Linked DNA regions of Homo sapiens: region 2 is linked to region 1. A link is a contact called in ENCODE Hi-C or POLR2A ChIA-PET data. All regions are on one chromosome and are shown on one strand. The core of a region is the stretch at or near the end of the contact, and the rest is flanking DNA. Distances in the headings are between cores, read along the strand shown.

What was found. Hi-C counts contacts between places; a loop is a spot of excess contacts on that map. ChIA-PET counts read pairs that join two places held with the same protein, here RNA polymerase II (POLR2A). Pooled maps may share reads with other maps.
Region 2: a pooled map shows a loop between it and region 1 (3-fold over the local background). The contact joins two enhancer-like sites. A Hi-C loop is called at or near these places in 2 of 50 pooled maps. POLR2A ChIA-PET finds 5 or more read pairs at or near these places in 3 of 52 experiments (BJ, CD4-positive, alpha-beta T cell and Panc1).

The regions. Positions count from the first base shown.
Region 1 is chr1:235,996,850-236,002,895 of GRCh38, reverse strand. All of the region lies in intron 12 of NID1 (nidogen 1), which reads left to right. Among named protein-coding and RNA genes, the nearest start is that of LINC02768, 27 kb to the right of the region's middle. RefSeq lists enhancers at 736-1,444, 3,410-3,479, 3,520-3,569, 2,471-3,670. Within about 2 kb of position 3,360, at least 13 of the 41 ENCODE cell types and tissues checked have a DNase peak (open chromatin) inside an H3K27ac peak, as active enhancers do.
Region 2 is chr1:235,830,019-235,835,984 of GRCh38, reverse strand. It overlaps LYST (lysosomal trafficking regulator), which reads left to right. Exons shown (of 53, transcript NM_000081.4): 2 at 2,318-2,407; 3 at 5,561-5,759. The coding sequence starts at 5,568. Among named protein-coding and RNA genes, the nearest start is that of MIR1537, 20 kb to the left of the region's middle. Within about 2 kb of position 4,684, at least 2 of the 41 ENCODE cell types and tissues checked have a DNase peak (open chromatin) inside an H3K27ac peak, as active enhancers do.

The sequences.
Region 1 (6,046 bases), core at 2,111-4,610:
TTGATGTTGAGGAGGGTCCAAACCAGGCCACCCAAAGGCTTGACAAGCTCCCGGTCTTGATGTCTGTGGCCACGTCTGACCGCCACCTCCTTCCCTTGTGACTCTCACATGGCCTCGTTTCCAAATCCGCGGAGTGATCGCTGAGCCTGTGGTTCCTCCATCCCTTCTTTTTCTTGAAGTCCTCTCTAACCTAACCCCAGGAAGCACAAAGGCAACCGTCCTCACCAATGCTTGGAATTTCTTGACTTCCTATCCGTCTGCACTCTCAGCCTGCAAAGCTCTTGTCTTAAGTCCGTTCAGCCACTGCGCCTAGGCTGCTGTGGCTGGGTGTATTGGACACACCGCAGATTTATCGTCATTTTTTGTTTGTTTGTTTGTTTGTTTGTTTGTTTTTAGACAGAGTCTCGCTCTGTTGCTCAGACTGGAGTGCAGTGGTGCCATCTCGGCTCACTGCAACCTCCGCCTCCCGGGTTCAAGCGATTCTCCTGCCTCAATCTCCCGAGTAGCTGGGATTACAGGCATGTGCCACTGCGCCTGGCTAATTTTTGTGTTTTTAGTAGATACGGGGTTTCACCATGTTAGCCAGGCTGGTCTCAAACTCCTTGCCTCAGGTGATCTGCCTGCCTCATCTTTCCAGAGTGCTGGGATTACAGGCGTGAGCCACCGCGCCCAGCCTGATTTATTGTCTTTAATGTCAGCCAAGCCCTTGACCAAGGCAGGTGTGGTGCTCTTCCTCTCTGTCCCATAGCAGCCTGTCCAGACCACAGCCAGCCGCTTCTCCCACTGTGCCACTGACCAGGGCCCTCATCTTTTGCACTAGCCTGTACAATCAAGGACTCTCCTATTTAGCCCTTGCAGGGCGCCTGGCTGATGGCAGCTTTCACTAAATGCTTATAACACTAGTGAGTAAGTGCTTCACGTGTCCATGGGGCTCTTGACCTGAAGCGTATGATGACTACAGTGATTTTAAAAGCCCTGCTGTGGTAGAATTTTGGGAGAGGAAGGCAGCTGGGAGCCAAGAGCTGCTCCAGGAAACAGGTGTGATGAAACTCAACAATGCAGTTTCACACTGTGACAGAAGAGACTGCACACAGAGGAGGAGTGCAAGCTCTCTTCCATGCTGGTTTACGACCTTTCTGTTTTCCCTTCTTTGTTTGCCTTTTCCTAACTGCGAGTTCAGTGCCCCTCCCTGGCCATTCGTCTTCCTCTCTAGCCCTGTGAGAATGGGGGTAAATGTTGGGAAGGGACATGAAGAGAGTTCATAAGTAAAGAAAGCTGTTATCACCGTTATTGCTGTTGCTATCACTATTATTAGTAGTGTTGTTCTTAGTGGCCCCTAGGAACATGAGGATGAAGACCATGTCAGATGGACATTGCCCCCTTGACTTGTAAATTCTCCTTCTTGGAAATTTGGCAGTCTTGCTTGGACTAACAAGTGTCTATTTGGCAGTGAATGAGATGGGGCTATAAGCCAGCAAAATCTCAAAGCCAGGCTGGGCGTGGTGGCTCAAGCCTGTAATCCCAGCACTTTGGGAGGCCGAGGCGGGTGAATCACGAGGTCAGGAGTTCGAGACCAGCCTGGCCAACATCATGAAACCCCGTCTCTACTAAAAATACAGAAAATTAGCTGGGCGCAGTGGCAGGCGCCTGTAATCCCAGCTACTTGGGAGACTGAGGCAGGAGAATCGCTTGAACCCGGGAGGCAGAGGTTGCGGTAAGCTGAGATTGCACCACTTCACTCCAGGCCGGGCGACAGTGATATTCTGTCTCCAAAAAAAAAAAAAAAAAATCTCAAAGCCAGCAGAGACCAGGGACTGTTCACTGCACCTGAGTGACCTTGTCCAGAGATGTGTGTCCCAGAGGTGCATGCTCAGAACCCGTGTAGGCCCTGGGAGTAGCTGCCTCTGTAGTGGGGCGTGGACTCTGTGCAGGAAGATGCTGAATAAATAGCACCTTCCCAAACAAGTTCCATTCTGAGTAGCCCATGGGTTCTCCCACGGTTGCATGTCGTCTCTTTCCAGAGAGTCTTGACATCTGTGAGCACCTCCCCTCTCTCCACTCTATTGAGTATATGAGAGGCTACAATTGTCATTTATTTGAATGAACACAGAGAAACCAATTTAATCAAGCAAGGGAATGGAATGCAAATCCAAGGTCAAGAATGTACTTTCTTCTTAGTTCTCCTTCTTGTAAACCAAAAAGTATCTGAGACAGGTCTCAATCAATTTAACAATTTATTTTGCCCAAGTTAAGGAGATGCCTGTGACACAGCCTCAGGAGGTCCTGATGTCGTATGCCCAAGGTGGTCAGGCTACAGCTTGGTTTTATAGATCTTAGGGAGACATAAGACATCAATCAATACAGGTAAGATGTATGTTGGTTTGGTCCAGAAAGGTGGGACAACTGGGAGCCAAGTGTAGGAGGGAGAGCTTCCAGGTCATAGGCAGATTCAAAGATTTTCTGATTGTCAATTGGTTGAGTTATTATCTAAAAACCTGGAACCAATAGAAAGGAATGTCTGGGTTATGATAAGGGCTTGTGGAGACCAAGGTTTAGTCATGCAGATGAAGCCTCCAGGTAGGCGGCTTCAGAGAGAACAGATTGTAGATGTTTCTTATCAGACTTAAAGAGTCTGTTCTGCCAGGTTTTGTTGTTGCTGTTGTTGTTGTTGTTGTTTTAATTGAGATAGAGTCTCGCTCTGTCACCCAGGCTGGAGTGCAGTGGCGCAATCTCAGCTCACTGCAACCTCCACTCCCTGGGTTCAAGAGATTCTCGTGCCTCAGCCTCCCAAATAGCTAGGATTACAGGCGCCCATCACCACGCCCAGCTAATTTTTGTATTTTTAGTAGAGATGGGGTCTCACCACATTGGCCAGGCTGGTCTCAAACTCCTGACCTCAAGTGATCCACCCGCCTCAGCCTCCCAAAGCGCTGGGATTACAGGCGAGAGCCACAGGGCCCGGCCTGTTCTTTCAGTCTTAAGGTCCATGTTGATGTTAATGGTAATGAGACGTGGCCAACCCTCCCCTTCCTCTCATGGCCTGAAGTAGTTTCATAGGTTGACTTTGGAATGCCCTCGGCTGAGAGGAGGGGTCCATTCCGATGGTAGGCGGACTTGGAATTTTATTTTTGGTTTACACTCTGTTTCATTTTCCTCTCATTCTCTTTGTCCCCCCACCTTGAGAAAAGTCACCCCAGACTTCCTGCCACTCCTCAGATAAGTATCAGGTCTTGAATGCTTTCTTCCCTAGCAGCTCGAACTAGATGAGTAAGAAGACGCTTGTCTGAGTCATCAATGTATCAACCAGAAACAAGCTCAGGAAATGCGTCTTTAGCATCCCCACTACCCCCACCCCATCCACCAGGCCTTTAATGGAAAGTTTCCCATGGGGGCCAGGGACACTCAGCAGGGGACTCTCCCTAGAGCCCCTGGGCTGCTCCCACTGTCTGCTGGCCCAGAAAGTCCACCGAGATCACAGCTTTTTATAAACTCACTTGAGATTCTATTTCCTGAGTACAGTTGAGGTTCCCCCTCCTTTTTACAAGTTCAAGATACAGTACTTCAAAGTTCCACTGTAAATTCTAGAGCCCTTGAGATTTTCTATGCTGACCAAATACTTTGTTAACACAACTCTGTCGGCCACATAAAATGGAACAACGCTTACTGCATGAAAAGTTTTGTTTGGTTGACAGCACACAGGACACCAGTTTTGTTTTCTAACTGGAAAAGCACCACCACATGCAGATGTGATTGGTAGGAAAATGGGGCTCTGGATGCACAGGTAATTTTGGTGAATGAGCTAAGGTACTGTGTGTACATCGCTGTTGTCGTAACAGGTTCAATGTGAGGGAGCCGTCTAAGCACTGGCAATGTGGACGCCAGATGCCAGACCAGAAGGGCGGGGCTAGACCACAAACCCAGAGACCTAGGTTCTCGTTAGAACTGAGCCACCAACCAGTGCTGTGGCCTGAAGGAGTCTCTGAGCCACCAACCAGTGCTGTGGCCTGAAGGAGTCTCAACTTCTCTGAGTTTCAGTTTTCTCATTTGGTGTAAAAACTGCAGTTGCTTATCACATAGGATTGCAATGAGAATCAAATGAAACATATCTGTGAATGGAAACAGCTTATATGAAAACTCTAAAACCCTATGCCAACGTAAAATTTTGTGGAAGTAAACACGTTTTACATTCAAGAGTGAACAAAACCAGATTTTTTTTTTTTGAGACAGAGTTTTGCTCTTGTCGTCCAGGCTGGAGTGCAATGTCACAATCTTGGCTCACTGCAACCTCTGCCTCCTGGGTTCAAATGATTCTCCAGCCTCAGCCTCCCGAGTAGCTGGGATTACAGGCACCCGCCACCACACCCAGCTAGTTTTTGTACTTTTAGTACAGACGGGGTTTCTCCATGTTGGCCAGGCTGGTCTCAAACTCCTGACCTCAGGTGATCCACCCACCTCGGCCTCCCAAAGTGCTGGGATTACAGGCGTGAACCAACGTGCCCAGCCAGACATTTTTTATTCTAACCAGATGGCTTGCTTGTATCTTTGTTTGGTGCTTCCTACTTCAAATGTTTTGTTTTGTTTTTTATATTAATTAGCCTCTGGGACAAAAGAAAAGCATGCATGGTTTTGTCTTGCTGGGTTCAACAAATACTTTTCTGGCATGCTAACTGCTTCTCACCAAGGGAGCAACCACGTTAAGCAAACCAACATGAGAACTGGCAACACAGACAAAGGTACTTCAAATATTCACTGGCAACACACTTATGGAATGTCACTGTGTCTGCTTTGCGAGGATCCAGTCGCAAATGAACATCTGGGTGCAGAGCTCGAAATGTCTCTGTGTGCCTTGTCTCGTCACCTCCCACTGACTCCTCAAACAGTCCTGTGAGATCTGTTATTACTGCCATCCCTGTTCCACTGCTGCAGGAGGCACAGCTTAATCTGTATCATTGACATGTACAAGGTGACACCAGAAGTAATGGAACTGAGGCCAGGCATGGTGGCTCATACCTGTAATCCCAGCACTTTGGGAGGCCGAGGTGGGTGGATCACCTGAGGTCAGGAGTTCGAGACCAGCCTGGCCAACATAGTGAAACCCCGTCTCTACCAAAAAAATTCAAAATTAGCCAGACATGGTGGTGGGCACCTGTAGTCTCAGCTACTCAGGAGGCTGAGACAGGAGAACTGCTTGAACCCAGGAGGCAGAGGTTGCAGTGAGCTGAGATCAGGCCACTTCACTCCAGCCTGTGCAAGACAGAGTGAGACTCTAATTTAAAAAAAAAAAAAAAAAAAAAGTAATGGAACTGAGAGTCAAAAACATTCCCAGGTGCAAAATTCTGAGAAATATATAATATTCTAGTCTATGTGATTACAGTATATTTTTTATTATTAATTAACATTTTAGTATATATTAATTAATGTACACATGTGTAAACATATATACAAATAAGTACATATTTCCCCTTAACATAACTGGTAATGCCTAGAGCAGGGGTTGGCAACTACAGTCCCCATAGGCCAAATCTGGCCCACTGTTTGTTTTTGTAAATGAAGTTTTATTGGGAAAGCCACACTCATTCATTGAGGTATGAAACATGGTTGCTTTCATGCTACAACCACAGAGTTGCGTAGTCGTAACAGAGACCTCATGGCCCACAAAGCCGAAAATATTTATTCTTCCTCTTAACAGGAGAAGTCAGTTGAGCCCTACCCTAGACCTATTCAACCACAATCTTCTACTCATCAAAAAAAAGCAGAGAGGAGGCCAGGCATGGTGGCTCATGCCTATAGTCCCAGCACTTTGGGAGGCTGAGGCGGGCGGATCACCTGAAGTCAGGAGTTCAAGACCAGCCTGACCAACATGGTGAAACCCCATTTCTACTAAAAATACAAAATTAGCCGGGCATGGTGGCAAGAATCTGTAATCCCGGCTACTCGGGAGGCTGAGGTAGGAGAATCGCTTGAACCCGGGAGGCAGAGTTTGCAGTGAGCCGAGATCGCGCCACTGCACTCCAGCCCAGGCAACAAGAGCAAAACTCCATCTCAG
Region 2 (5,966 bases), core at 3,435-5,934, 170 kb after region 1:
GTTGGGGCAAGTTTTCTTTGTTATGACATTATAACAATTGTTGTATTAGAAATTGAAATTATAGTGATAAAGTTAGATTTAAAATTGGGCATTATAGCTATGAAAGGTAAAAAGTAATAAGACAGGGTCCCTGGCCTTAAGTAACTTGTGACCTAGAGGGTGAAACAGTCATAGATAAGTAACTACAGGGTGTGTCTATGTAGTTTGGAAACAGAGGCAAATATATAATGGGCTAAGGGCATCATTATTAAAAATGTATCTATACTTCCAGATGTTCTGGACACCTAGAATGATACAGGATGATAAAAATTAGAATACAGGTGTGTATAAAGAGTGCTGGCAGACTCAAGGAGGACACATGTGACTGTGCTGGTGGTTAGAATTATGATCTTGGATAAAATGAAACTGCATAGATATTCAAGTGAGGCTTTGTAAACTACAGAGATAAAGAAGCCATGCCAGTTTAAGAGCATTAGAGAAATCCCTCAGCTTGGCCTAGAAAATGTCCCTCGATAAGAGAAACAGACGGATCTAGCTGACCAGCTGCCAGCTTTCACTTCTTACGGCCACGCTGAGTTAGCTGGAATCATCTTAGCATTGCAAGATAGATGGCTCTACCTTGTGGTAGTCCAAGCTGGAGGGTGGTAGTAGTCAGAGCAGCTAATATAATACCATCTTTAGGCTTACAGTTTGATCCATAATTTCCCTTCCATAATTTTATTTTATTTTTTCCCCTTCCATAATTTTAAAGTTAAAAATATCTCTATGGGCTGGGCACGGTGGCTCACATTTGTAATCCTAGCACTTTGGGAGGCCGAGGCGGGTGGATCACCTGAAGTCAGGAGTTTGAGACCAGCCTGGCCAATGTGGCGAAACCCCCCCCCATTAAAAATACAAAAATTAGCCAGGCATAATGGTGGGCGCCTGTAATCCCGGCTACTCGGGAGGCTGAGGCAGGAAAATCACTTGAACCCAGGCGGCAGAGGTTGTTGCAGTGACCCGAGATCGCGCCACTGCACTCAAGCCTGGGCGAAAGGGTGAAACTCCTCTCAAAAAAAAAAAATTTGCATGATATTGATTAGCTCAGGAGGCAGCAGGAACAGGTATGGAAGGTGTGTTAGGACTCTATTCCAGGGCTGTTCCACTTGGTTGAGCCGTTGATATACTGCTTTCTGGTGCTCTGCCAGAGGAATGAGGGGGTGAGACTGAAATATACCCTGTGCTTTGATAGCTGTGTGCCCTGCTGTGTGGAGCTGCACCCATCAGGAAGGGATGTTTTTTCCTAATTCACACAAAGCCCTGCATTGTCTAACACAGCTGTTTTCTGCCTGGTTTATCTTCAAGTGCCTAGAATAATGTGTGGTACAAGAACTGGTTGGCAAGCTGAAAGAAACTTAAGACAGTTTTCCAGATTTGAGCATTTTGAAGTAATTAAAGATCACTCCTGGGCCAGGTACAGTGGCTCACGCCTGTAATCCCAGTACTTTGGGAGGCCGAGGTGGGCAGATCACTTGAGCTCAGGAGTCCAAGACTAGCCTGGGCAACACAGCAAGACCCCATCTCATTTTTTTTTAAATAAAAATAATTTTAAAAATCAATCTGATTTTAAAACTTATAATTCAAAATATCTTCATGTTTGCCGCATAACTATGATAAGGAAACATTCTTCATGCTTCTTCCTGGTAAGCACTGTAGAGAAGGGGAGAGCAGGTAACTAAAGAGAAATATCCTGTTGCTATCCCAGAAATAGAAATTTATCCTTTAGTCTTCTAGAAATAACCTTCATTATATTCTACTCAAAAGATTAATTCATTTAAAAACTTCAATAAAGATATGAAATTTGATGGTGATTAATAAATTAATGTTTGGCTTTGGTATTGTCTAAGTTCTTATGTATCCTCAAATACCTTTCATCCTAACAGGAAAGTAATGGCTGTACCTAGGAACTCTGAGTTGAAAACCTTTTTGTCGTGATAGTATTTAGATATTCCGCTGCCTCCTAGATTCTAGTGTTAAGAAGACTGGTCTAATTCTCCTTTGCAGTTAACTTGTGATTTACCTGGAGGTTTTAAGTTAAGAACTGGAAGAGGAAAAGTAGAGAGCTATTATTGAGTTGCTTTTTCAGATCACTATGTTCCAAGATTCCCTCTCAAGAGGAATTCTTGAAGTAGGCATTTTTTTAGTGTGCTCCTAAGATCTAAAAATTTCATTGGTGGTTTCATACATCATGTATGAAGACTGGCCACTGATTATGTCACAACTTTGTTAAAATTATTTGTGGTTTACTATTGTGATTAATATGTCTTTTTTTTTGTAGGTGAAGCTTTGTTCTAAGAATATTTGTTTCATCTAGTTTATGAGTCCAAATGATATAGACTGTAAATGTCACAGCAGTGGTGAAAGACTGGTAAGTATATAATGTAATAAATATTAACCATCAACATGATTTTGAAGGCTTGAAACTACATAATTATCTGACATTCGTTAAACCCCAAAGTTAAAACAGCTAAACTTTTCTTAGTAGAGATGGATGTATAGTTTGTGGTTTATTCATACAATGGTATATTGCATGATGGTTTAATGGAATGAACATAACATTAAGAGGAAAAAGCAAAGTTACAAAAGGATATATACAGTATACTATTTATATCTGGTTGTTGGCTATAACCTCATGTTATATATTCTTTGTTTCTGGGTACTTTAAATATTAGAAAAAATTTAAAGAAAATACCGTGCAATCATCTCTTCAGTTGACATTAAAAATGACTGAAAGTCATTCAATTAAATTCAATATTTCTGTTAGGAAGAGGTGAATACTTCCTAATATACAAAGCAAAAGTGTCCCCATCACCACAACTGATGTTGTTCTGTTAGTGCAAACTGATACAATTAGATAGAATAATGGAAATTGTATGAATATTGGATAAGATAATTCAGAATTTTTGTTATTTGTAGATTATAGAGTATTATATCTGGGAAATTCAAAACAAAATAATAAAAAAGCTCAGAAGTTTAGATATATGATTATTATATCAAAAGAAATCCACTTCCTATGTGCCTACTATATACCAGTTTTAAATCCTAGAATATGTTACGGAAAACAAAATCCCATTCATAATAATGGCAAAAATATAAAGCGCCTTGGAGTAAACCTAACAAGAAATATGTAAAACCTACCTTATGAAATAACGGCAATTTCTACTTCAAGGAAGTAATAAGATAAAGGGGCAAGTAGTATAAGGGTGTTAATTGTAGCTTTGTTTATGATAATAAAAAGCTAGAAACAATCTATTCAAAAATAAGAGATTGGCTACATAGTAAACTATAATATAATGCTATATATGTAATATTTACATGTAGCAGTATGCCATACAGCTATTAAAGAGTGAGAGCTCATGTGAAATGTTTTTCAATATATCTAAATTAAATAAAAGCAAGTAATCATGTATATACACTAACCTATTCATATAAACATGTATATATTTTAGGTACATTTTTAAATCAGGAAAAAACATACATTTCTGTTGAGATTATAATGCCTTTTACTGATATGGCATTAACTTTTATATCTAAAAATTTATATTGATTTCCATTTTCTTAATTTCTAGAAGATAGACTTAATTATTCCCATAATTTTTCAGTTTTTCACATTTTTAATGTTTCTAAAGTTGCAGTGTATCTTGCAATGGATAGTGTCTTATAAGCACTTGTGAAGTAGTTGACCTGGCCTGCACATGAGTGCACTTGATCATAGACTTTCACATTGTCAGTGCTTCAGCAGACTTCTGTGCATTGCTGGTACTATACCTGTTGAGTTTTTAAATGTTTTCCTGGTTGTTTTCTGAAACTTTCTGCTGATACCATCTGGTAAGATCAAGAAAGCACCAGCATATAAATTTATAGAATGACGTTAGTAGCTTTGAAGGAAAATCCCAGAAACGATACTGCAGTACTCTTAAGTGCTGTGGCATGAATGGTCTTGATGGCCCAGAAGGTGATATTGTGGGGAAATTTTATGTGATAAGAAGCATTGTGTCATAGTTTAATTCTTTTTTAGTGGTGTACTAAGTAATTATGTATCCTAAAATTATGAACAGATTCAATGAAATATATTAAAGTTGGATAAATATGAACTGAATATAAATTAGGTTATTGGATTTATTTAATACTTTTACTTTCTGAAAGCATATAAAGAACCAATATTAATATATAATAGAGGTTATTGCCGTATTTTAGAATGAGAGATGCACTTTATATTTTTCTCCTTTCTAATATTCAAAAATATTAAAAATATTGATGTTTGTTATACTAAAAGAGAGTTACTGTAATACCTAGAATTTTGATGGGAATCAAAGAATTAAACTGTGAGGTCCCAGGATGAACAGGAACTAAGGTAGTATTAGGAATTTCTCTGGTACTTCCCTTTCATTTTTATCTACTTCTCTTTGTATCCCGTTGGTTCATTTTTACCTGGTTGGCTTCTTCTGACCCTCAGCTACCTCATAATGACTACCACAGCCCCATCTCTGCGTGACCTTTCAGGACATCAACTATATCCCTTTAGTTTAAATTCCCGAGAGAGAAAGAAAACCTGATTAGTCCAGTTCCTCTTTGCAACCCACACTATACGAGTCACATCTTGTGATGAGCATGGATTGTAGCTGAACTGGGGCCCAGAGCTTGACTGTGCCTCTTGGCAAGAGGCATAGTCATATGTGCACTGCCCTCTCAGCAGGGACTGTGGGGAGGGCTTCCCCCTGAAGCGGGTGAAGGGAGGTGAGGCAATACATGTCTTATTTAACTTAACATCTCTATGTTAAATATCTTTTAAAGGTTACTGGATACCTCAAAATTACTTTTAGCCCAGAGATGAAACTATTTTGAAACTCCTTGGGGATTTCGTTGTTCATGGTTTTTCCCTTCTGGAAATTTGTACATTTTCCTCTGTATTTATGTTCCCCTATTCTGTTTGCTGTAGCTTATTTCCCTTAATCTTAAAATGTCACATTACCCTTTATTTGATTTAAATATGTCATAAGAAGTGAAGTGGCGTAACTTTAGCTATTAGAATTTTTCAGTTTTTATTCACCTGATTGGAAATCCTTTTTATTAACTGAACTTTGGTGTTTGGGGAGGATGGGTCAGTGATTGTGGGCTCTATCAAGTGAAAAATGGGTTATATTTTTAAAATACCAATTTATTATAAAATATATAAAGCAAGAACATTTTATAAGTAATGGGTTTATTTTTATTGTATTTAAGAAAGAAAGTCTTCTCTCTTAAAAAGAGAAAATGTTTTCCATCCAGGTGCTGTTACTTACCTATTCTCAGCTATGCTCAGGTATTTCAAGCCTGGGACTCATTTCGCCATGGAAGGAATTATTTAAGAAGCACCTGACTAGGTCAGAACTATGCCTGAAAATATTATAGGGTTAAGTACCAATTTCCAGTAATTTTAAGCCAATCTTCAGTTAGAAACAAACAACAAAAACACATAGTTTTAAAAGTAAATTTGTATTTGTTTTCCTAATCTTTTTTTTTTGTAATACTTATTTTATAGCTCGGTCATGAGCACCGACAGTAACTCACTGGCACGTGAATTTCTGACCGATGTCAACCGGCTTTGCAATGCAGTGGTCCAGAGGGTGGAGGCCAGGGAGGAAGAAGAGGAGGAGACGCACATGGCAACCCTTGGACAGTACCTTGTCCATGGTCGAGGATTTCTATTACTTACCAAGCTAAATTCTATAATTGATCAGGTAACATTTTTATATCAAATACTTACTTTCATCAATATATGATAGTTAACTGTAGCTACATGGTTTTGGATTACATAGTTTCTGAAGCCTCCTTGAGATAAAGTCCAGTCTTTCACATTATTCCACTAAAAAAAAAGTGGACCTATTTATAACCATATTGTTTATTTGAATACTTTCAAAACGTCTGAAATATCTTAGAATTATGAA